3 separate regions of the Homo sapiens genome follow, and regions 2 and 3 are each linked to region 1. The links are chromatin contacts, found by Hi-C or POLR2A ChIA-PET in ENCODE. All regions are on one chromosome and are shown on one strand. The core of a region is the stretch at or near the end of the contact, and the rest is flanking DNA. Distances in the headings are between cores, read along the strand shown. Region 1 has its middle 82 kb from the start of MIR1587. Region 2 has its middle 71 kb from the start of MIR1587. Region 3 has its middle 55 kb from the start of LINC03053.

Region 1 (2,753 bases), core at 109-2,608:
AAACTTTTATAGCAAGTCAACAGAGTATGTGTGTGTTTGTTAAATCTAACCGTAGAGGTTTGGGCTTGTGTTTTATGTTGTGTTTTTTTCTGCTTCATTTTTCCAGCAAATCATTTTTATTGTACTTTACAGAAGTATCTGTCCATAACGGATTGGAATTAATTAACAAACAAACACAAACAAGACTGGTCCTACATCCGTAGCTTCTTTGAGAAACAATGCTTTTGGCCGTGCCATTTCAAGTCAAGAAGAGAGATTCTGAAAAATATGAAAACATCTAAGGCTTGCCCCAGTCTGGGCAAAACGCATGAGCACTCACGCCTGAGGGGCCGGACTAACTTGGAAGGCATGGGTTATCATTTCTTTGTGTCCTCAGATTTCCCAGTGTCCACCCTGCCATAGGGAAGTCGGGGGGCAGGCATTCGTGGGGGACCTGGGGCTAAGTCATCCCATCTCCTGGCGCCCCAGTTTCCTCTCCTGCAACTGGGTCACCGGCAAGTGGGTCAGAGGTGCAGTTCTTCCCTGATGTGGCTGCTGCCTGCTCCGAAGAAGCAGATCTTTGTCAGCCTCCAGAGCTGCAGAAGGACACTATCTTGGGCATGAATATCCCACAGCAGCAGTGCTTTTCTTCTCTCTCCGCCGGACCTGGCTCATTCTTGTCTGGCAGAGGAACAAGCGATTTCTTTTTATGAGCCTGCAAACCTCCAGCCTCCCAGCCTCCCAGCTGGCTGGGTGCCAGGGCTGGGCCTGACACACAGGCTGACGTCCCCACCCAGACCCATGGTCCTGGCTGCTCCGAATTCTGGAGCGTCTGAGTCACCATGCCTGAGCCGGCGGCGTCTCCATGAAAGAGTTCAGAAGAATAAAGGAACAGGCTCTCCTATGGGCCTGCTGATAGCAATCTATCAGCATGACTACATTTTGGCCTCCTTTTTTTGCTGCCTCTAATCCAGCAAAGCAGGCTGTGGGTGTCTGATGGTGAACTGCCTAGCAGGGGAGGGAGTCCATCAGAGTTCCCTTCCCAAAGGCGATCGTGTGGGGAGTGTAAACCTCCCTCTGTCCTTCCCCCACAGTACTGTTGGTTTCTGCGCATGATGGAGTAGGGTGGGAGAAGGAGGCTTTTCTGGCTCGTTTGTCCGGGATCCTGAGACTACCCGGCCTCCACTGAGACGTGTGCAGGCCAGAGGGGCACCATCCACCTGCAAGACTACGGTGTCTGGAGGCGCTTGGCTGATTAGCCCTGCGGCTGGCCCCCAGTTTAATGAGCGTGGCGCCTGGTGTGCAGCTCAACCCCTGCTTGTTTAGACAGCCTTGCTGGCTGTGCCACGTGTCCCCTGCACCAGGCCGAGGAGGGGCAGCCCCCTGAGAAAGCCTGTTCCTTTATTCTTTCAGAACTGAGCCCCGGCTGCCCCGGCTTGGGTCAAAAGGCCTGCTGGGGCCTGGAGAGTCTTATTTCCTGAGGGGCTGAGGCCGGCCAAGGGGGCAACAGACAGTGGGGGACACTCGTGGATACAGGTGACAGGGCAGCAGGGGCTGCAGCCAATCTCTCCCTTCCCTGACCAGCCTCCCGGAGCTGAGTGCTGGCCGCATTGCTCTGGCCTCCCTGGGATTTCACATTTGATCGCTTTTCAGTGTGGCTGCAAAGGAAGGCTGCAGGAGCCATTTGGTGGGCACTGGCTGGGTCCGTTGTTAGCAGCATGGTGGGGGACAGAGTGGCTTTCCTAAGATGGAAAGCCTGTTGGTCCTGATTTCTGTACACTCTAAGGCCTTGGCCCTGTCTCCTCCTAGCACGGCACCCTAGGCCATCCTTGGTCCTACCTCTCCTGATGCTGCCCCTCCCCCAATATTTATGCTCCACCCGGCAGCCAGAGTGGACTTTATTTTTATTTATTTATTTATTTATTTTGAGATGGTGTCTCACTCGGTAGCGCAGGCTGGAGTGTAGTGGCATGATCTTGGGTCACTGTAACCTCTGCCTTCTGGGTTCAAGAGATTCTCCTGCCTCAGCCTTTTGAGTAGCTGGGATTACAGGCACCCACCACCACACCTGGCTAATTTTTTATATTTTTAGTAGAGATGGGGTTTCACCATGTTGGCCAGGCTGGTCTTGAACTCCTAACCTCAGGTGATCCACCTGCCTCGGCCTCCCAAAGTGCTGGGATTACAGGCATGAGCCACTGTGCCCAGCCTTAATTTTTATTTTGTAAACTTTTGATTTTGAAATAATTACAGACTTGAAAACTTGCAAAAGGAGTGCCAAGACTTCCTGAATCTACTTTCCTCAGATTCCCCCAATGTTAACATTTTTACCAATTTTTGTGTGCTTTCTCCACACACACACATTTCTGTTTTCCCTGAAGCTTTTGAGATTAAATTTTAGACATGATGCTCCTTGAACCCTGAAATATTTCAGGGTGCATTTCCTAAAAACAAAAACAACAAGGATGTTCTCTTAAATAACCACAGTACGGTTTATCAAAATTGGGAAATATACACAGATATTTACACAGATGTTACCTGATCCCCAGATCTTATTCAAATCCTGTCAGTTGCTCCACTAATGTCCTTCAAAACAAAAGAAAAGAAATATTTCTCTGGTTCAGGATCCAATTCAGAATTGCACACTGTAATCTGTTGTTGTGTGCCTGTTGTGTAATCTGTTGTTGTGTGTCCTATAATCCAGCATAGTCCCTTAGTCTATCCTTGTCTTTCATGACATGAACACTTCTGAAGAATAAGGGCTGGCGATTTCA
Region 2 (2,700 bases), core at 63-2,562, 150 kb before region 1:
GGGACAGGGGGTATTGCCCTGTATTCTCCTTCAGGATGCTTCTCCTCCCAGGCCAGAAGCTCTTGGAAGGCAGGGCAGGCACATCTTTCCTGATTTTCCTTCTCTAGAACCTACCAGGGTATCTTAGGTAAGAATTCTCCAGGGCAAGGTGCGGTAGCTCATGACTGTGATCCCAGCACTTTGGGAGGCCAAGGTGGGTGGATCACTTGAGGTCAGGAGTTGGAGACCAGCCTGGCCAACATGGTGAAACCCCGCTCTACTAAAAACACAAAAATTAGCTGGGCGTGGTGGCACACACCTGTAATCCCAGTTATTGGGAGGCTGAGGCAGGAGAATCGCTTGAACCCGGGAGGCGTAGGTTGCAGCAGTGAGCCAAGATCGTGCCACTGCACTCCAGCCTGGGCAACAAGAGTGAAACTCCGACTCAAAAAAAAAAAAAAGAAAGAATTCTCTAGAAGCAGAGCCTGAGGGGGAAGTCCCGTGTGAGTGCTTTATGGAGCAAGTCCTTGCAGGAGAAGCCAGCGAGAGAGCGAGGGCAGCAGCGCGGCAGGGAAGAGGTGAAGCAAGGAGGGAAGCTCAGCGGAAGCCTGGCCTCAGCCTGATCCCAGGGCGGGGGTGGGGGCCATGGAGGGTCCAGGGCAGCAGAGAGCACGGAAGAGTCAGAGAGTGAGAGGGCAAGAGAGGAAAGTAAGGCAGCAAGAGGGCAAGCAGGAGAGAGTAAGCCGAGACAGCAAGAGAGTGGCGGGGTGATGGACAGGGGGCATGAAAGAGGGCACAGAGCGGGGAACAGAGCACCAGGGAGAAGAAGAGAGTAAGTGAAAGCCAGCAAGCAAGGAGGACGGGAGGAGGAGGACAGAGAATGCAGGGAAATGAGGGGATGGGAAACATATTTCTGGAGTGTGGGCACAAGAGAGGGAAAGCATGAGAAAATAAAGGAAAAGCATGAGAGAGAGAGAGAGACAGAGAGGATGAGTGAGCGCAGTGCGAGCCTGTCCCAGGCTCTCAGGGCAGTTCAGGAGTCATGGCTGGGCTGCGGGCTTTCCCTGGGGCCCACGTGGGTGAGAGATTGAGCAACGCCTCCCTGGCGTGCTCTCTGTGTGGTGCCCCTGGCAAATTTCCCTGAGGCCCTCCTGTTCCAGGGGACTCTCGGGGCCACCGCTTGGGCCAGAGGAGAGCGGAACTGGGTAATCGACTCACCGTGGGCATTTCTGTGCAGGCTCATTCTCTAATTCCACAGCTCCTCAAGGAGGGGGCGGCCCTGTTATTATTTCCATGTCACCACAGAGGAATCTGAGGCCCGGGGAGACCTGACAGGGCTCAGAGGTGAGTCACTGAGAGAGAATTCATGTCCCTGGATTCCCTTTCCTCTAGGAGAAGAGACGTAACTCCAGATGGAGCATCCAGTGCCCCCGTGATGCCTCTGCCACAGCACATGTCCAAATGCAAACACCCAGGGCCAGGCAGGGGGCTAGAGAAGGGTCCCCTTGTCTTCCAGGCCCTTGAGAGGCCTTGCTAAGCTCCCACTGGAGGCCAAGCCCTCCTTTCCACTTGCTTAGACTTGGTCAGAGGAGGGAGGGTGGGCACAGGGCATGGCGGGTGGTGGAAAGGGACCAGCACCAGGCTCTGGGTCACCTCTGTTCCAGTCCCAGCTCTGCCACCAAACAACATGTGACCTCGAACAAGACACTTAATTTCTCAGAGCCTCCATTTCCTAATCAGTAAAACACTGACAAGGCTTGCCTTGCCCACTACCTTAAAAGCTCGTTGTCAGGGCCCATTAAGATAATACAAGTCAATATCTAGTACCATTTCACAGAGGTCTCCCGGAGGCCCTTTGTAAATTCTGTCTTAGCTTCCTATGGCTGCCTATAACAAATGACCACAATTTGGTGGCTTAAAACAGTAGGAATATATTCTCTTATGGTTCTGGAAGCTAGAAGCCTGAAGTCAGTTTCACTGGGCCATACTTTCTCATGAGAATCCAGTGAAAAATCTGTTCCTTGCCTCTTCTGGCTTCTGGTGGCTGCTGGCCTTCCTTGGCTTGTGGCTGCCTCACTAATCACTACAAACGTCAAGGCCAGCATCTTTGCATCTCACTCTGCTCCACGTTCACGTGGTCTTCTCCTCTTCCATTTGATTGATGCAGGCACCAGGCTCAGGGAAGTTACCCCACGGATCAAGGTCATCGCCAGTGAGAGAGCTGGAATTCGAACTGAGGCCTCGGAAATTTAAACCTCCGTTCTCTGTTCCAGCTCGGCCAGAGCCTGCCTCCTGGGGCCTCTGTGGCCTCTTTTGGGGAGCCCTCTGGAGCCAGCCTGTGGCTGTCCCTGGCTCATGTCCAGCCAATGAATCGAGGACTTGAGGCTCAGGCTGGACTGTGGTGTCTAAATAAAGGGTGCCCTTGAGATTAGAGCAGAGGTCAGGAGAGGACACCGGCTGCAGATGACCAGCCCAACGGGGTGGCCTCAGTGGCCCATCAGAAGGCTGGGGGTGGGCTGGCCTCACTTGCAGCGAGCTCTACCCTCCAGTGCTCTGCCAGCTGGGCAATCTAGGATCTCAGGACTGAGGTCAATGCTGACATAAAAACCAGTTGACTCAAGCAAGACCACCTACATATTTAAACAGATCTTTGAGAACGAAGGGGTTGTGTCATCACTTGGGGATGGAGAGACAGAATGGGTCTCAGACTGGGGACTAGAA
Region 3 (3,000 bases), core at 454-2,953, 200 kb before region 1:
CAGATACTCCCTGGCCAAGAAGCCTTCTGTAGTTCCCCTCTATCCACCAAATAAACTCCAGACTCCTCAGCCTGACTTTCTGCTTGCTCTGGGAACTATTTCTGTTCGCTTTGCTAGGCTTGTCTGCCATTGCCTCTGCGTGTTCTCACTAAAGGTGGATGATGCTGGGACCCTGCTTCTGGCATCTGCCCACCTCTGGACCTTTCCTCACTCAGCATCCTGTACCCAGAGTGCTTTTCCTTCCAGTCAGGCTTGTTGCAATCTTGCCCAGACTTGTACTGCCCAGGTGAAACGCCACCACCTTCATGAAGCCTTCCTGACCAGCACTTCCAGCCCCACCTCCACACAAACAAACGTTCTTTTTATTCTTTCCCAGCACTTCCTGGGTTGATGCCTCGCCTCGTTTCTTCCTGTATCACAGTTATTAATGGGCTTGTCTCGGCTTCCCATTAGACCGCAGGCTTCCTAAAAGGCTTGTTCAAAATGAAGCCTCCACAGCGCCTTGCACCTAGAAAGGGCTCACTGCATTTTAGTTTAATGAATGAACAAATAAGTCGCAAGCAACACATCAGCAGGTTGCAATGCCCAGTCAATGTAGGGGAATTAATTTTGACTTTGGCAATCCATGCCTTGGGGGGTGTGACAAGGCCCCAGGAAATGCGAGGTGGGGAGTCGCTCAGGGCGGGGAGCAGATGTCCACATTCTGCTTTGTTATTACTTCAGCTTATTGGTCCAGGTTTTTTCTTTTAGACAGAAAAGAATCCGCCCATGTTTTCATGTTGTTCTCATTGAAATACACCCACAGGCGTTGAAACGAACCCACTGGTGAAGTGCAAGGAGAGAGAGGGCAGCCCGTTTGTTTCTTCACTAAGGTTTGGGGCTGCAGCTTATGGGCCGGAATTCCCAGGGGCTCCAGCGCAGGAAGCTGAGGGCAGAATGAGGGAGTCGGAGAAACTGGTGGTGAGCTTCTCCTTAGGTAAATGGTCGAAGCAGTGGGGGGTTGGGGAGATGCTTTGGCGCTGGAGCTTTTAAAATGTGACTGTGAATTCACGTTTGTAGGAAGCCTTTTTCAAATGCTTTCCTTTTCCCTTCAGGGAGTTGCAGAGGGTGTGAAGGGTGCGGTGCGGAGCTGGGTGGAAGGCAGAGGTGGCTTGGGCTGGGAACCCCTATTTCAGGCTGTTCATTTGTTCGGTGGTTCAGTTCCTTCCTTCCTTCATTTGTTCATTCATACATTGAATAAATGTGAATTGATGATCCACCAGAACGATAAGACTTTTGGAGCCAGTAGTCTAAGCTCTGTATTTGGAAAAGGAAGGCTCAGAAAGGTGTGCTCCAAGTGACCTGCTCCACGTCACACAACCAGTTACGAGCTGTGGTAAGATTTGAACCTTCATCTCGTGCTTCCCAGTCCAGCGCTCCCAGGGCTTTGTGGGGGCTGCTAAGGGGACCCCAATGGGCCCTTTCCTGGCACACTTTGTTTTAAGCTGAGTTCTTCCAGTGGGTGAAGAAATGTGGCTCCCTCTGAACTCACAACTGAACCTGTCCTCAGTGCCCTGCCCCGGTGCAGTGCAGGTCTCTGATGGGGCTGCTGCACAGACCGCACTCTGTGCTCAGTGTTTATAAAGCCGCGTCAGCCTTGGGTGTGGACAGGAGTGACCTGTGCTGTCTAAACAAACCGCGAGCTTCTGGCGGCCTGCCTGCCTGCCTGCCAGGGTGCATGTGACGTTCTCTGGCCAAGCGAGGTTGGTTCGATTGGAACTCCTGGCTTTGCTCCTTTTGAGTGCAGCAGTGTGTAAATGTAGGTCTGAGCCCTTTAGTGCCCCAGAGGGAGCAGAGGCTGGCTATCATCTAAGATGCAAAGGTGCGTGGTTTCCCATCATGTTACTGCCAGCTCCTTCCACCTCCCCCGAGCTATTCCTTCTTTCTTTCCTGTTTCTCTTAATCACCAAGGGACAAAGAAGAGACCTGTCGTCCAAAAAATCCAAGCAGATGTCACCTACGAGAAACCACAGGAACAGGCAGATTTTAGTAAAATGAAGGCCTAGCAGCTGCTTTCAAAGACTCTGCCCCTAAATAATGCAACTTCGGTTTGTCATTCCAGATGTATGTTTGAAAAATCAGGCTTAAGTCTGTCATTTTAAATGGCTTTTTAAATGACACAGAAATTTTACTATTTTTAGGTCAAATACCTTGCAGAAGTTGACATTTTAAGGTTTGGCTATGTGTGAAAACATCCAAAGGGAAACGTGTGCTTTCTTTTTTCTAGAAACAATAAACAGGATGAGTGGCCTTAGTTTATTTGTGCACGTTCTTACCTCTCTTGTATTTGCATCTCCAGTGTTTATTGGTGTGATTCTTCAGGCATACACTCAACATGGCAGATGTCACCTGAAGGCCGCCCTTTAGAGATGAGGTCCCCACAAATAAGAGCAGGTCATTAGACTAGAACCGCCTTTGTTCCCTTAACTACAGTGTTTTCTGTCTCCACACAGAGCACACTATATATAAAGCCATAACCATTCAGAGTCACACATGGACTATATAAAGGCACTGCTGAGAGATGAAAGATGTTTTTAACCCCTTCCTCTCAGGCGTCTGTGGCAGCTGCAACCACTCAGTTTTAGAATGTGCCAAGTTCTGTTCTGGGCTGCAGTGGGGTTGTGGGGGTGGGGGTGGTGGAAGAGGAGGAGGGAGCTGTGAATGAAGCAGCAAGGTGAGAGGAGTGGTTCTCCCACCCCAACCCTCACTCCCTCTTTCTTGCCTCAGTTTAGAGCTGCTGGGAATCCCCCAGGGATAAGGGTGACAACAGAGAAGGAAGCGTAACAGCAATGGACAGGACTGTAGGGGCAGCCTTCTGTGATTTTAGACTGGGTCCCTGTACTCTGCAGTCTCTTCAGGGATGTTAGGGCACTTGAAACTACAGGGTAAAGGTGGCAGCGCTTCCTGGAGGATCAATTGTATTGGATTTGAAGTGATTGTCAATGTCGCTCTTCTATTCAA

The links. A loop is a pair of places that touch in the nucleus more often than their neighbours do. ChIA-PET counts read pairs that join two places held with the same protein, here RNA polymerase II (POLR2A). Pooled maps may share reads with other maps.
Region 2: a map of ascending aorta shows a loop between it and region 1 (4-fold over the local background). The contact joins two enhancer-like sites. A Hi-C loop is called at or near these places in 5 of 168 maps with a recorded cell type or tissue (ascending aorta, chondrocyte, endothelial cell of umbilical vein and 2 more) and 6 of 50 pooled maps. POLR2A ChIA-PET finds 5 or more read pairs at or near these places in 2 of 52 experiments (AG04450 and PC-3).
Region 3: a map of MCF 10A shows a loop between it and region 1 (2.8-fold over the local background). The contact joins two enhancer-like sites. A Hi-C loop is called at or near these places in 2 of 168 maps with a recorded cell type or tissue (Caco-2 and MCF 10A). POLR2A ChIA-PET finds 5 or more read pairs at or near these places in 1 of 52 experiments (A549).

What each region holds. Positions count from the first base shown.
Region 1 is chrX:39,753,861-39,756,613 of GRCh38, reverse strand. No RefSeq gene overlaps it. Among named protein-coding and RNA genes, the nearest start is that of MIR1587, 82 kb to the left of the region's middle. RefSeq lists an enhancer at 974-1,923. Within about 2 kb of position 1,358, at least 16 of the 41 ENCODE cell types and tissues checked have a DNase peak (open chromatin) inside an H3K27ac peak, as active enhancers do; they include endothelial cell of umbilical vein, where a contact is called at or near this core.
Region 2 is chrX:39,906,908-39,909,607 of GRCh38, reverse strand. No RefSeq gene overlaps it. Among named protein-coding and RNA genes, the nearest start is that of MIR1587, 71 kb to the right of the region's middle. RefSeq lists enhancers at 1,159-1,453, 827-1,523, 932-2,131. Within about 2 kb of position 1,312, at least 14 of the 41 ENCODE cell types and tissues checked have a DNase peak (open chromatin) inside an H3K27ac peak, as active enhancers do; they include endothelial cell of umbilical vein, where a contact is called at or near this core.
Region 3 is chrX:39,952,739-39,955,738 of GRCh38, reverse strand. No RefSeq gene overlaps it. Among named protein-coding and RNA genes, the nearest start is that of LINC03053, 55 kb to the left of the region's middle. RefSeq lists a silencer at 1,581-1,809. Within about 2 kb of position 1,703, at least 4 of the 41 ENCODE cell types and tissues checked have a DNase peak (open chromatin) inside an H3K27ac peak, as active enhancers do.